Linked DNA regions of Homo sapiens: regions 2 and 3 are each linked to region 1. Evidence: read pairs that join two places in POLR2A ChIA-PET (ENCODE). Cell type or tissue: GM12878. All regions are shown on one strand. Region 1 overlaps ANGPTL6 (angiopoietin like 6). Region 2 overlaps RAVER1 (ribonucleoprotein, PTB binding 1). Region 3 overlaps ILF3 (interleukin enhancer binding factor 3).

Region 1 (4,000 bases):
TTTTGCTTTTGTTGTCCAGGCTGGAGTGCGGTGGTGCGATCTCGGCTCACTGCAACCTCCACCTCCCAGGTTCAAGTGATTCTCCTGCCTCAGCCTCCCAAGTAGCTGAGATTTCAGGCCTGTACCACCACACCCGGCTAATTTTGCACTTTCAGTAGAGATGGGGTTTCACTATGTTGGTCATGCTAGTCTCGAATTCCTGACCTCAGGTGATCCACCCACCTTGGCCTCCCAAACTGCTGGGATTACAGACATGAGCCACAGCACCCAGCCTCCCTTCGCTTTTGCTTTAACCTCTCCCAGGTTGCTTTAATACATCAGGCAGGGTCCAGTCTCAGAGCTTTTGCACTTAGATCTGCTCCTCCACCAGGCCTTCCCTTTAGGCAACCCCCTCTCAAGCTGCCCCTGCACAGACCTGCGTATTCTTTACCTAGTTTGCTGTTTTTTGTTATTGTTTTGTTTTAAGAGACAGGGTTTGCTCTCGTCCCCAGGCTGGAGTGCAATGCTGCGATCATAGCTCACTGCAGCTTCAAACTCCTGGCCTCAATCGATCCTCCCGCCTCTGCCTCCCAAAGAGCTGGGATTACAGGTGTGAGCCACTGAGCCCAGATTTACAAAATAGTTTAAAAATTAGCAGGGCATGGTGGGTCACACCTGTAATCTCAGCATTTTGGGAGGCAGAGGTGGATCACTTGAGGCCAGGGGAGACCAGCCTAGGCAACATAGCAAGACCCTGACTATACAGAAAATTTAAACATTAGCCAGATGTGGTTCTGTGCACTTGCAGTTCCTTTTTTTTTTTTTTTTTTTGGTAGAGACAGGGTCTGGATACGTTGCCCAGTCTGGAGTCTGGTCTTGAATTCCTGGCCTCAAGCAGTCTTCCCGCCTTAACACAGGCCTGAGCCGCCTCACCAGTCCTACTGTTATTTTTATATTTATTATTTTATTTTATTTTATTTTTTTGAGATGGAGTCTCGCTCAGTCACCCAGGCTGGGCTGCAGTGGCACAATCTCGGCTCACCGCAAGCTCTGCCTCCCAGGTTCACGCCATTCTCCTGCCTCAGCCTCCCAAGTAGCTGGGACTACAAGTGCCCGCCACCACGCCCAGCTAACTTTTTGTATTTTTAGTAGAGATGGGGTTTCACCGTGTTAGCCAGGATGGTCTCGATCTCTTGACCTCGTGATCCACCTGCCTCAGCCTCCCAAAGTGCTGGGATTACAGGAGTGAGCCACCGCGCCTGGCCCTACTGTTATTTTTAGCATTTAACATTGTCTAATATGCTCTATTTATTCATCCTATACAGTACATATTTATTTTTTTGCCCACTAGGGGAGGGATTTTTGTCTGTTTTGTTCCTAAATGTATTCCCAGTGCCTAGAAAGGGGGCTGGCACACATTTGTGCCTAGTGACTGCTTTTTTTTTTTTTTCTTTTGAGACAGAGTCTTGCTCTGTCGCCCAGGCTTGAGTGCAGTGGCGTGATCGCAGCTCACTGCAGCCTGGAACTGCTGGGCTCAGGCGATCTTGGGATGACAAGCCCTTGCCACCATGCCCAGCTAATTTTTGTATTTTTTGTATAGACAGGGTCTCTCTGTGTTGTCTAGGCTGGTCTCCAACTCCTAGGCTCAAGTGATCAGCCCACCTCGGCCTCCCAAAGTGCTGGAATTACCGGCCTGAACGGCCCCATAAGCCTTGTTTTTATTTATTTATTTATTTTTGAGATGGGCTATCACTTTGTTGCCCGGGCTGGAGTGCAGGGGAGCGATCATGGCTCACTGAAGCCTTGAACTCCTGGGCTCAAGTGATCCTCCTGCCTCAGCCTCCCGAATAGCTGGGACCAGAGGTGTGCACCACCACGTCTGTCTAATTTTTTTTTTTTTTTTTTGTAGAGACAGGGGTCTCCCCATGTTGCCCAGGCTGGTCTCGAACTCCTGGTCTCAAGCGATCCTCTCGCCTCGGCCTCCCAAAGTGCTGAGCTTGCAGGCGTGAGCTACGGCGCCCGGCCTCGCTTGTCGAATGAATGAATGCTTGAGATGCGTTATCCGGCCTGGCGCCAAGAGCTCGGTGTTGAAGCCAGAGTGGGATCACCCTGGGGCCCTCCAGCCGTGGGGGGAATGAGATGGGGACTGAAATTATGGGCCCGGGACATCGCGGGTGTAGACGCGCGCATCCCCGCGTGGAAGCGGAGGGGTCTCGCTGGGCCCCAGCACCCCGTCTTCCTTCCGTTCCTCCTCTGCCTGCAGGTCCGCCGCGATGGGGAAGCCCTGGCTGCGTGCGCTACAGCTGCTGCTCCTGCTGGGCGCGTCGTGGGCGCGGGCGGGCGCCCCGCGCTGCACCTACACCTTCGTGCTGCCCCCGCAGAAGTTCACGGGCGCTGTGTGCTGGAGCGGCCCCGCATCCACGCGGGCGACGCCCGAGGCCGCCAACGCCAGCGAGCTGGCGGCGCTGCGCATGCGCGTCGGCCGCCACGAGGAGCTGTTACGCGAGCTGCAGAGGCTGGCGGCGGCCGACGGCGCCGTGGCCGGCGAGGTGCGCGCGCTGCGCAAGGAGAGCCGCGGCCTGAGCGCGCGCCTGGGCCAGTTGCGCGCGCAGCTGCAGCACGAGGCGGGGCCCGGGGCGGGCCCGGGGGCGGATCTGGGGGCGGAGCCTGCCGCGGCGCTGGCGCTGCTCGGGGAGCGCGTGCTCAACGCGTCCGCCGAGGCTCAGCGCGCAGCCGCCCGGTTCCACCAGCTGGACGTCAAGTTCCGCGAGCTGGCGCAGCTCGTCACCCAGCAGAGCAGTCTCATCGCCCGCCTGGAGCGCCTGTGCCCGGGAGGCGCGGGCGGGCAGCAGCAGGTAACCTCGCAGCCTCCCCGGAGAGCAGCATCGTCTGTGAAATGGGGGTTTTGCAACCCCACGATCTCTTATCCACAGTTCTGAAATCCGCAAAACCCTGAAAACCGGATTCCTACTCGCCCCTTCTGGTAACTTATTTGGGTCAAAAAGTGACTGGTGGCTATTTATAGCCTTCACTTAACCACTTAATGTGAATAGTCATAGGATCCTATAATTAAACATATCATTATCACGTAAAGACCAAAAACCCCTTTAGGAGTGTTATGTATATTCTATACACACATGCATATACATAACCCTCCCTGTGTCACTGTGTCTAAATCCAGCCGTGTTATTCTGAATTCTGGAACGTGTCCTGGTCTGGGTTTGGGATAAGAGAATGTTGCTCTGTGACAGTCCCTACGTTACAGGGTTGGTGAGAGGAGTCAGTAAGTTAGATACTGTTGGATGTGTTGTTATTATCCCTACTCTACAGAGGAGGCTGGGGCACAGATCAATTAAACCATGAGCACCAAGAGCCGGTATTTAAGCCCAGCTCTGTCTGCACTTTATTTTTTTAATTTTATTTTTGAGATGGAGTCTCGCTCTGTCTCCCAGGCTGGAGTGCAGTGGTGCAATCTTGGCTCACTGCAACCTCCACCTCCCAGGTTCAAGCGATCCTCCTACCTCAACCTTCCGAGTAGCTGGCATTACAGGCGTGAGCCAACACACTCAGTTAATTTTTTTTGTATTTTTAGTAGAGACGGAGGTTTCACCATGTTGGTCAGGCTGGTCTCGAACTCCTGACCTCAGGTGATCCGCCCGCCTCGGCCTCCCAAAGTGCTGGGATTACAGGCACGGGCCATAGCGCCCAGCCTGTCTGCACTTTAAAGCCAAGTTGTTTAGCTTTTGGGGAGGATCATTCCTAGGGCTGGGACACCCCCACTGCCAGATGTCCAGGTCATTTGGGAGCTGGGAGATTTATCCACCATTTCTGCCCCTGAGACCAGGCCTCCTGGCCTGAGGGTTAGTGCAATTACACCTGACTTTCTCCGTCACCCCAGGTCCTGCCGCCACCCCCACTGGTGCCTGTGGTTCCGGTCCGTCTTGTGGGTAGCACCAGTGACACCAGTAGGATGCTGGACCCAGCCCCAGAGCCCCAGAGAGACCAGACCCAGAGACAGCAG
Region 2 (4,000 bases), 230 kb before region 1:
GGAGACAGAGGTTGTGGTGAGCCAAGATCCCACTACTGCATTCCAGTCTGGGTGGCAGAGCGAGACTCCGTCTCAAAAAAAACAAAACAAAAAACAAAAACCCTGTCTCTATTAAAAATAGAAAAAAAATTAGCCAGGCGTGGTGGTAGGTGCCTTTAATCCCAGCTACTCGGGAAGCTGAGGCAGGAGAATTGATTGAACCAGGGAGGTGGAGGTTGCAGTGAGCCAAGATCATGCCACCGCACTCCAGCCTGGGCAACAGAGCGAGACTCCCTCAAAAAAAAAAAAAATTATGTGAAGATGGGGTCTCCCTATGTTGCCCAGGCTGGTCTGAAACTCCTGTGCTCAAACGATCCTCCTGCCTTTGCCTCCCAAAGAGCTGGGATTATAGATTCGAGCCACTGGGCCTGGTCTCACCAAACATTTGTTGAGCATCTGATGAGTAGCAGGCGTTGAAGTGATGTCCTCCGAGGAGCCCACCTTTAATGTTAGGTGACCCAGCTGAATGGAGGGTGGGCTTGACAGTGAAGCAGCTTGAGGTTCACACATCAGTCCCTCGACTTAGGAATTGTGTGGCCTTGATCACTCTGTGACCCCTCTGAGTCTCTCTCTGTTCATCCCTAAGATGGGTGTGTTTATGGCCGGGCACAGTGGCTCACGCCTGTAATCCAGCACTTTGGGAGGCCAAGGCAGGCGGATCGCTTGAGGTCAGGAGTTCAAGACCAGCCTTGCCGACATGGTGAAACCTCATTTCTACTAAAAATACAAAAATTAGCTGGGCGTGGTGGTGCACACCTGTAATCCCAGCTACCAGGAGGCTGAGGCAGGAGAATCACTTGAACCCAGGAGGTGGAGGTTACGGTAAGCTAAGTTCACATCACTGCACTCCGGGGTGACAGAGCAAGACTCTGTCTCAAAAAAAACAAAACAAAACAAAAGCCGACAGGTTTGGTTATGGGAGATCTGTGCCCAGACCTTGGCACAGGGCGTGGGCAGAGGTGAAGGGCTGCTACCTGCACCTTTGCTGCCCGGGCATTCAGCAAGTGCCGGTGCCCAGCCCAACCACTTCCCTTAGCACTGCTACCTGGCTTGGCCACTGTCTGGAACGAGAGCCCTTCCTTCCCCACCCGTTGCTGATTATCTCTTTTTTTTTTTTTTTTTTGAGATGGAGTTTTGCTCTTGTTGCCCAGGCTGGAGTGCAGTGGCGCGATCTCGGCCCACCGCAACCTCTGCCTCACAGGTTCAAGTGACTCTCTTGCCTCTGCCTCAGCCTCCCAAGTAGCTGGGAATACAGGCATGTGCCACCACGCCTGGCTAATTTTGTATTTTTAGTAGAGACGGGGTTTCTCCATGTTGGTCAGGCTGGTCTCGAACTCCCGACCTCAGGTTATCTGCCCGCCTCGGCCTCCCAAAGTGCTGGGATTACAGGTGTGAGCCACCGCATCCGCCCGTGGCCTTGGCTTTGTTGGTGAGGTGGCTCCCAGCTCCGCCCTCCCTCCAGCTGTGTGGCCTTGGGTGCGCTGACCTCTCCGTGCCTCAGTTGCCTTCTCTGAGAAATGGGTATGATGCAGCCTCCCAGGGTCATTGGGAAAATCAGATGAGCTGATGCAGGAATGAGGCACAGGGCAGTGGAGGCCTGGCGTGGAGTTCACCCTTATGGGGCAGCTGAGTCTGGTTACGGTTGTCACTTCCCGGGGTGGTGCAGTCACTGCTGCCCAGATGCTCATGACTGCCTGCCTTCCTCCGGCAGCTGGCGTGCGGCCAGGATGGGCAGCTGAAGGGCTTCGCGGTGCTGGAGTATGAGACGGCTGAGATGGCGGAGGAGGCACAGCAGCAGGCGGACGGCCTGTCCCTGGGGGGCAGCCACCTGCGAGTCTCCTTCTGCGCCCCTGGGCCCCCCGGCCGCAGTATGCTGGCCGCTCTCATCGCTGCCCAGGCCACGGTGAGCCTGTGCGGGCAGAGGTGGCGGGGTGGGGATGGGAGCCCCATGGGGATGTCAGGGCCCCAGCGGCACTCTGAGCTGCTTCTGTTCCTTCCTGCAGGCCCTCAATCGGGGGAAGGGACTCCTCCCCGAGCCCAACATCCTGCAGCTGCTCAACAACCTGGGCCCATCCGCGTCCCTCCAGCTGCTGCTCAACCCCCTGCTCCATGGCAGTGCGGGGGGGAAGCAGGGTAAGGTGGGGCTGGACAGGGGCCCCACTGTGCAGAACAGGGGCTGCAGCGCTGCCCCCGGCACTTCCCGAAACTGCTCATCTTGGCTGCAGTGACAGGAGCCCCAGGAGTAGGGCCGAGGGGGAGTATGGAGTCATAGCGGGGGCTGCTGCTGTCCACAACTGGGGGCCGGGACCAGGGCCACACAGCAGCCTGCAGTGAGGTGGGGTGCTGACAAGAGGGGGCTGACCTTCACTGGAGTAGCCTCTGCCCCTTCTAGGCCCTTCCTTTGGGCAAGTCCACTGCCCACCCCCCGGCCCCAGAGTGTCAGTTTCCTGCCCCATCAATGGGTTCAGGGCTGTGTTTCGTGAGGTGGGGCAGGGAGGACACAGGGACCCCCACACATCCTCCTATGTCTCCCTCCAGGCCTCCTGGGTGCCCCCCCAGCCATGCCGCTGCTCAATGGGCCAGCCCTGTCCACGGCGCTGTTGCAGCTCGCCCTGCAGACCCAGGGCCAGAAGGTAACACACGCATCCCCCTCACCCACTGCTCTACAGCCCCTACAGGCTCTTTTCAACACAGCTGGTGCGATCGGTGGGGTGGGGGGACCTCTGGCTGTGCCCTGGGGGCGCAGAACCAGGGTGAGGGCGACTCCCCCAAACCCCTGCCTTTCCCACCCACATCCCCATCCCCCTCTGGCAATTGCTCATGATGGTTCGCCATCTTTCCCTCCATTCTGAGAGCGCCCCTGGACTTGGTGCCTGGGGTGGGGTCAGGGGACCTGGACACGCCCATTTACAGCCTGAAACTGGGTGTGGGCTGGGAGCGCCGCTGCTGGGCACCAGTTTGTGAATAGACTCTGCTCGGAAGCTCTATAGACATGCCTGGGAAAAAACTCCAGGTCTATCCCCTCAGTGTGTGCACACACACACACGCACACCTAGAAACACAGGTATACATATAGACTCACACATACAAAGATGCAAATATACACACAGAGACATAGACACACAAAGACATAAGACAAAGACACACACATAGACACAGACACACATATAGACACAAGACAGACTCATGCACACAGAAACAAAGACACAGATATACACGCACACACACACACAGACACACACACACATAGACATACACCCATGCTCCGTCCTGTCTGGTGTGGTTCCCTGGATTCTAAGTCAGGTGTGTCTGTCTGGTGGTAACTGACAGAATATGTGAGCCTGTGGGTCTGGCCTTCTGTGACTAAAAGTGGCTGAAACACTGTGTGGCTGTCCCATTCCATGTGGCTGCAGTTGATACTGTGCTGCAATCATTGGCCAGGGAACTGGGGCCTGGAGCTCAGGAGACCCTCGGTCACCATGGCTGATGGGACAGTGATAGAGTTGGAGTGTGGCGGGCACTGGGGAACCCTGTGCCTGTCTGCCCAGGATCGGCCGTGCCCTGGAGTTGGGGTGTGTCTGCCAAGACTCTGGGCCACACCTGTCTGCTTCCCTGGGCCACCCTGCCCCCATCTGCAACTGTCTGTGCTCTGTCCCTAGAAGCCCGGCATCCTGGGAGACTCACCCCTGGGCGCCCTCCAGCCTGGGGCCCAGCCAGCCAACCCCCTCCTCGGGGAGCTGCCTGCAGGTAACGCAGACCCTGCCCACACGGTGTCCCCCAGCCACTTCCCCTTCCTTCCCTGCTACGTGGCCTCGGGTGAGTGACCCAACCTCTGGGTCCCAGCGCCCTTGTCCATCAGTTGGGTGCCCTCCACTCAGGGCCCAGGGATGAGCTCTGCTCAGTGGCCAGCATGGATTTGTCTCTTGACCCCTGGGCCCTGGTCCAGGTGGGAGCTGGAGGG
Region 3 (4,000 bases), 570 kb before region 1:
GATCTCGGTTCACTGCAACCTCTGCCTCCCAGGTTCAAGAGACTGTCCTGCCTCAGCCTCCCAAGTAGCTGGGATTACAGACATGCACCACCACACCTGGCTAATTTTTTTTTGTATTTTTAGTAGAGACGGGGTTTCATCACATTTGTCAGGCTGGTCTCGAACTCCTGACCTCAAGTGATCTGCCTGCCTCGGCCTCCCAAAGTGCTGGAATTACAAAGGCGTTGAGCCACTGCGCCCAGCTTAAATTTTTTATTATTATTATTTTTGAAACGGACTCTCACTGTGTTGCCCAGGCTGGAGCGGAGTGGCGCGATCTCGGCTCACTGCAACCTCCGCCTCCCAGGTTCAAGTGATTCTCCTGCCTCAGCTTCCCGGATAGCTGGGATTACAGGCACCTACCACCATGCCAGGCTAACTTTTGTATTTTTAGTAGAGACGGGGGTTTCAACATGTTGGCCAGGCTGGTCTCAAACTCCTGACCTCAAATGATCTGCCCACCTCGGCCTCCCAAAGTGCTGGGATTACAGGCAGTGAGCCACTGCCCCCGGCCTAAGTGTTCACTAAAATTGTATCACCCTTTTTTCTATGTTTGAACATTTTCAAAAGATGTTACTAAAATAAAACAGATTCAACACATTAAATTTATATATATCCATAACTCCATACAGATACTTTAAAAAAAACTAACTTCCCACATTAGAGGTGTTTACATCCAAACTTCATAGTCTGAAAATTGTTAAAAGACTAAAGTTCACCCCCAGTTGATACAGACAATCTATTAAAAAAAGCCATGTGACACATTAGAGAGTTAGAAGTAGAAAATCACCCCACTATCAGGCACAGTGGCACACACCTGTAATCCCAGCACTTTGGGAGGCTGAGGCTGGTGGATCATGAGGTCAGGAGATCGATAGCATCCTGGCTAACACGTTGAAACCCCTCTCTACTAAAAATACAAAAAAATTGGACGGGAGCAGTGGCTCACGCCTGTGATCCCAGCACTTTGGGAGGCTGAGGCGGGTGGATCACGAGGTCAGGGGTTCGAGACCAGCCTACCCACATGGTGAAACCCCACCTCTACCAAAAATACAAAAATTAGCTGGGCGTGGTGGCAGGCGTCTGTAATCCCAGCTACTCAGGAGGCTGAGGCAGGAGAATTGCTTGAACCCGGGAGGCGGAGGTTACAGTGAGCCGAGATCGCGCCACTGCACTCCAGCCCGGGCGACAGAGCGAGACTCCATCTCAAAAAAAATGCAAAAAAATTAGCCAGGCGTGGTGGCAGGTGCCTGTAGTCCCAGCTACTCAGGGAGGCTGAGGCAGGAGAATGGCGTGAACCCAAGAGGCGGAGCCTGCAGTAAGCCGAGATCGCGCCACTGCACTGCAGTCTGGATGACAGAGAGAGACTCCATCTCGAAAAAAAGCCACCCCATCAACCATTGAAGCACTGAAGAACAAGGTATCATTCGGTCAAAATATCGCCCCACCCAAAATGCCTCAGAGGACACACACACGCCCCCAACACACCTGTCTTCAGCAAATGCCCTACATGTGGCTTTCCATCTGCTTTCTTCACTGTTCAAAATGAGAAACGTGGGTGTGCCCTTGCTATAACGACTGCCTCACTTCATCTTCCTCTGCTCCCCAAGGCAGACCCTTGAAAAGACCCCTGAAGGGCCTCGCTGGCCTCCAGCTTGCTCTGACCACCACAACTGGCCAGCATGCAGTCCGTTACATGCCTGGGTCCTCCTCCCTTAGACCAGGCAACAGCAGCAATGCTTTCTGACTCAGGTGGACACAATGAATAAGGGCAGTAATTATCTGAACTAAAACAAATGTTTAAAAACTAGAGTTATCGCTCCTTTTCAGGGCAACAAATCCATTCCTCTCTATGAGCCCAAGACCAATTTGACATCCAAGCCAGCTTCTTGGAATTTGTCTCACTAACTGATCCAGCAGTCTTCAGGGTGAGCAGAAACTTCCCTTTCAAGAGGATATTTAGTGAGGCACACTGCTGGCAATAAGCCTACAGCACCCACCCACACGCAACACTCCGCTGCCCCTACTAATCTAACTTTAAACGAAAGCTGCGAAACGATGAACAATGCTGTTCTTGCAACCACATTTATTCAAACCTGGCACCAGCAAAGCCTATTCTTACAATTTTTATGATTCAATCCTGGGCACCAGCAACATGCAGCTTCTCTGAAAACAAACCCAAGGCAGGATCAAGTGGTAAATGAAGTATTGGGATTTTAAACATGACTTCTTGGTGGTTTGGGATGGTTTAACACACAGGGATTCATTTTTCTTTTGTTCCTGAATCCAGCCCACCCACAACATGCAGTTACAGAAGCTTCAACCACAAAACATTATGTTTGTGGTGCAATGGCCATCTTTCTGACCTCTCACTAATTACACTATGAGGTTCATGGCACTTGTTGGAAAAGAAACATGCCCAAGTTAGTTCAGCATGAGTGGATGAACAGATGTTTGTGGAATGGACAGGTACAGTGGCAACACCCTCACAGGTATGGCCCCACCTGTCTTCGGGGTATTTCATAAGTCTTACAGCCTTCCCAGCAACTCTAGGGAATGGTCCTGAAGTGGATATTCACTTGAGAGAGACCAAATTAGGCTCTGAAATTCAGAGACTCAACCCACCTCCTGGTTTCCTGACCTCTGGAGCTGGCCCATCCTGGGCTGTGAGCTGAAATGATACACTTGAGCTAGGAGTCTTGGTGACTCCTTGAACTTTGACAGAGTCACGCCATCAAGGGCACATTGAAAATTATTCTTAGAAAGCAACCGGCCGGGCACAGTGGCTCCCACCTGTAATCCCACCACTTTGGGAGGCTGAGGCGGGTGGATCACCTGAGGTTGGGAGTTCCAGACCGGCCTGACCAACTTGGAGAAACTCCATCTCTACTAAAAATACAAAATTAGCCCGGTGTGGTGGTGCATGCCTGTAATCCCAGCTCCTCGGGAGGCTGAGGCAGGAGAATCGCTTGAACCCGCGAGATGGAGGTTGCAGTGAGCCGAGATCGCGCCATTGCACTCCAGCCTGGGCAACAAGAGCAAAACTCCGTCTCAAAAAAAAAAAAAAAGCAAGCAACCGAGCGAGGCAATGCCAGTCTAAAATCTTGCTATCAATGCCATTCTGAAATATTTAAAAATGTGAAGTCCAGTGCAATGGTTCATAGTTCAGACTGCAACAGTATTATTATATCAAAGAGCTTTTTTTTTTTTTCTCTTTGAGACAGAGTCTTGCTCTGTCACCCAGGCTGGAGTGCAGTGGCGTGATCTCAGCTCAACTGCAACTTCCGCCTCGTGGGTTCAAGCAATTCTTCTGCCTCACTCTACTGAGTAACTGGGATTACAGCCACAGACCACCATTCCTGGCTAATTTTTGTATTTTTAGTACAGACGGGATTTCACCATGTTGGCCAGGATGGTCTCCAACTCCTGACCTCAAGTGATCCGCCAGCCTCGGCCTCCCAAAGTGCTGGGATTATAGGCGTGAACCACCGCGCCCAGCCAGAAATAAAGATTTTAGTAAATATTTTCAACTTAAAGGACTGTCCTTTATTTTATTCCTATAGTTTTGGTGATAAAGACAATCTTGCTAATTATGAAAAACGGAAATGGTGAATGATCACTAATTTAAAGATATTTTCCTTGACAAAATAAAAAGTTGGCAAATACAGCCGGGCATGGTGGCTCACACCTGTAATCCCAGCACTTTGGGAGGCCAGGGCAGGCAGATCACGAGGTCAGGAGTTCAAGATCAGCCTGGCCAACATGGCAAAACCCTATCTCCACTAAAAATGCAAAAATTAGCCGGGTGTGGGGGCGGGCGCCTGTAATCCCAGCTACTCAGGAAGCTGAGGCGGGAGAATCGCTTGAACCCAGGAGGCGGAGGCTGCAGTGAGCCGACAGCACACCACTGCACTCTAGCCTAGGCGACAGAGTGAGACTCCATCTCATAAAAAAAAGTTGG

What was found. Peaks named below come from ENCODE experiments on the same cell type or tissue, not always from the same donor. Only the 100,000 strongest peaks of a DNase experiment are listed, where the experiment ranks them.
Region 2: POLR2A ChIA-PET joins it to region 1 with 6 read pairs; 4 of 35 experiments call an interaction of 5 or more read pairs at or near these places.
Region 3: POLR2A ChIA-PET joins it to region 1 with 7 read pairs; 1 of 35 experiments calls an interaction of 5 or more read pairs at or near these places.

Annotation. Positions count from the first base shown.
Region 1 is chr19:10,094,816-10,098,815 of GRCh38, reverse strand. It overlaps ANGPTL6 (angiopoietin like 6), which reads left to right. Exons shown (of 6, transcript NM_031917.3): 2 at 2,243-2,834; 3 at 3,878-4,000. The coding sequence starts at 2,253. Among named protein-coding and RNA genes, the nearest start is that of ANGPTL6, 5.9 kb to the left of the region's middle. RefSeq lists silencers at 2,491-2,550, 2,611-2,750. In GM12878, no CTCF peak of the experiment used is centred here; no DNase peak of the experiment used is centred here; H3K4me3 peaks cover 553 bases; H3K27ac peaks cover 498 bases.
Region 2 is chr19:10,321,317-10,325,316 of GRCh38, reverse strand. RAVER1 (ribonucleoprotein, PTB binding 1) reads left to right here. Exons shown (of 13, transcript NM_133452.3): 4 at 1,751-1,942; 5 at 2,043-2,172; 6 at 2,578-2,672; 7 at 3,699-3,786. Among named protein-coding and RNA genes, the nearest start is that of FDX2-ZGLP1, 7.3 kb to the right of the region's middle. In GM12878, no CTCF peak of the experiment used is centred here; no DNase peak of the experiment used is centred here.
Region 3 is chr19:10,660,638-10,664,637 of GRCh38, reverse strand. The region is part of intron 1 of ILF3 (interleukin enhancer binding factor 3); the gene reads right to left. Among named protein-coding and RNA genes, the nearest start is that of ILF3, 8.3 kb to the right of the region's middle. In GM12878, no CTCF peak of the experiment used is centred here; no DNase peak of the experiment used is centred here; H3K4me3 peaks cover 1,756 bases; H3K27ac peaks cover 1,035 bases.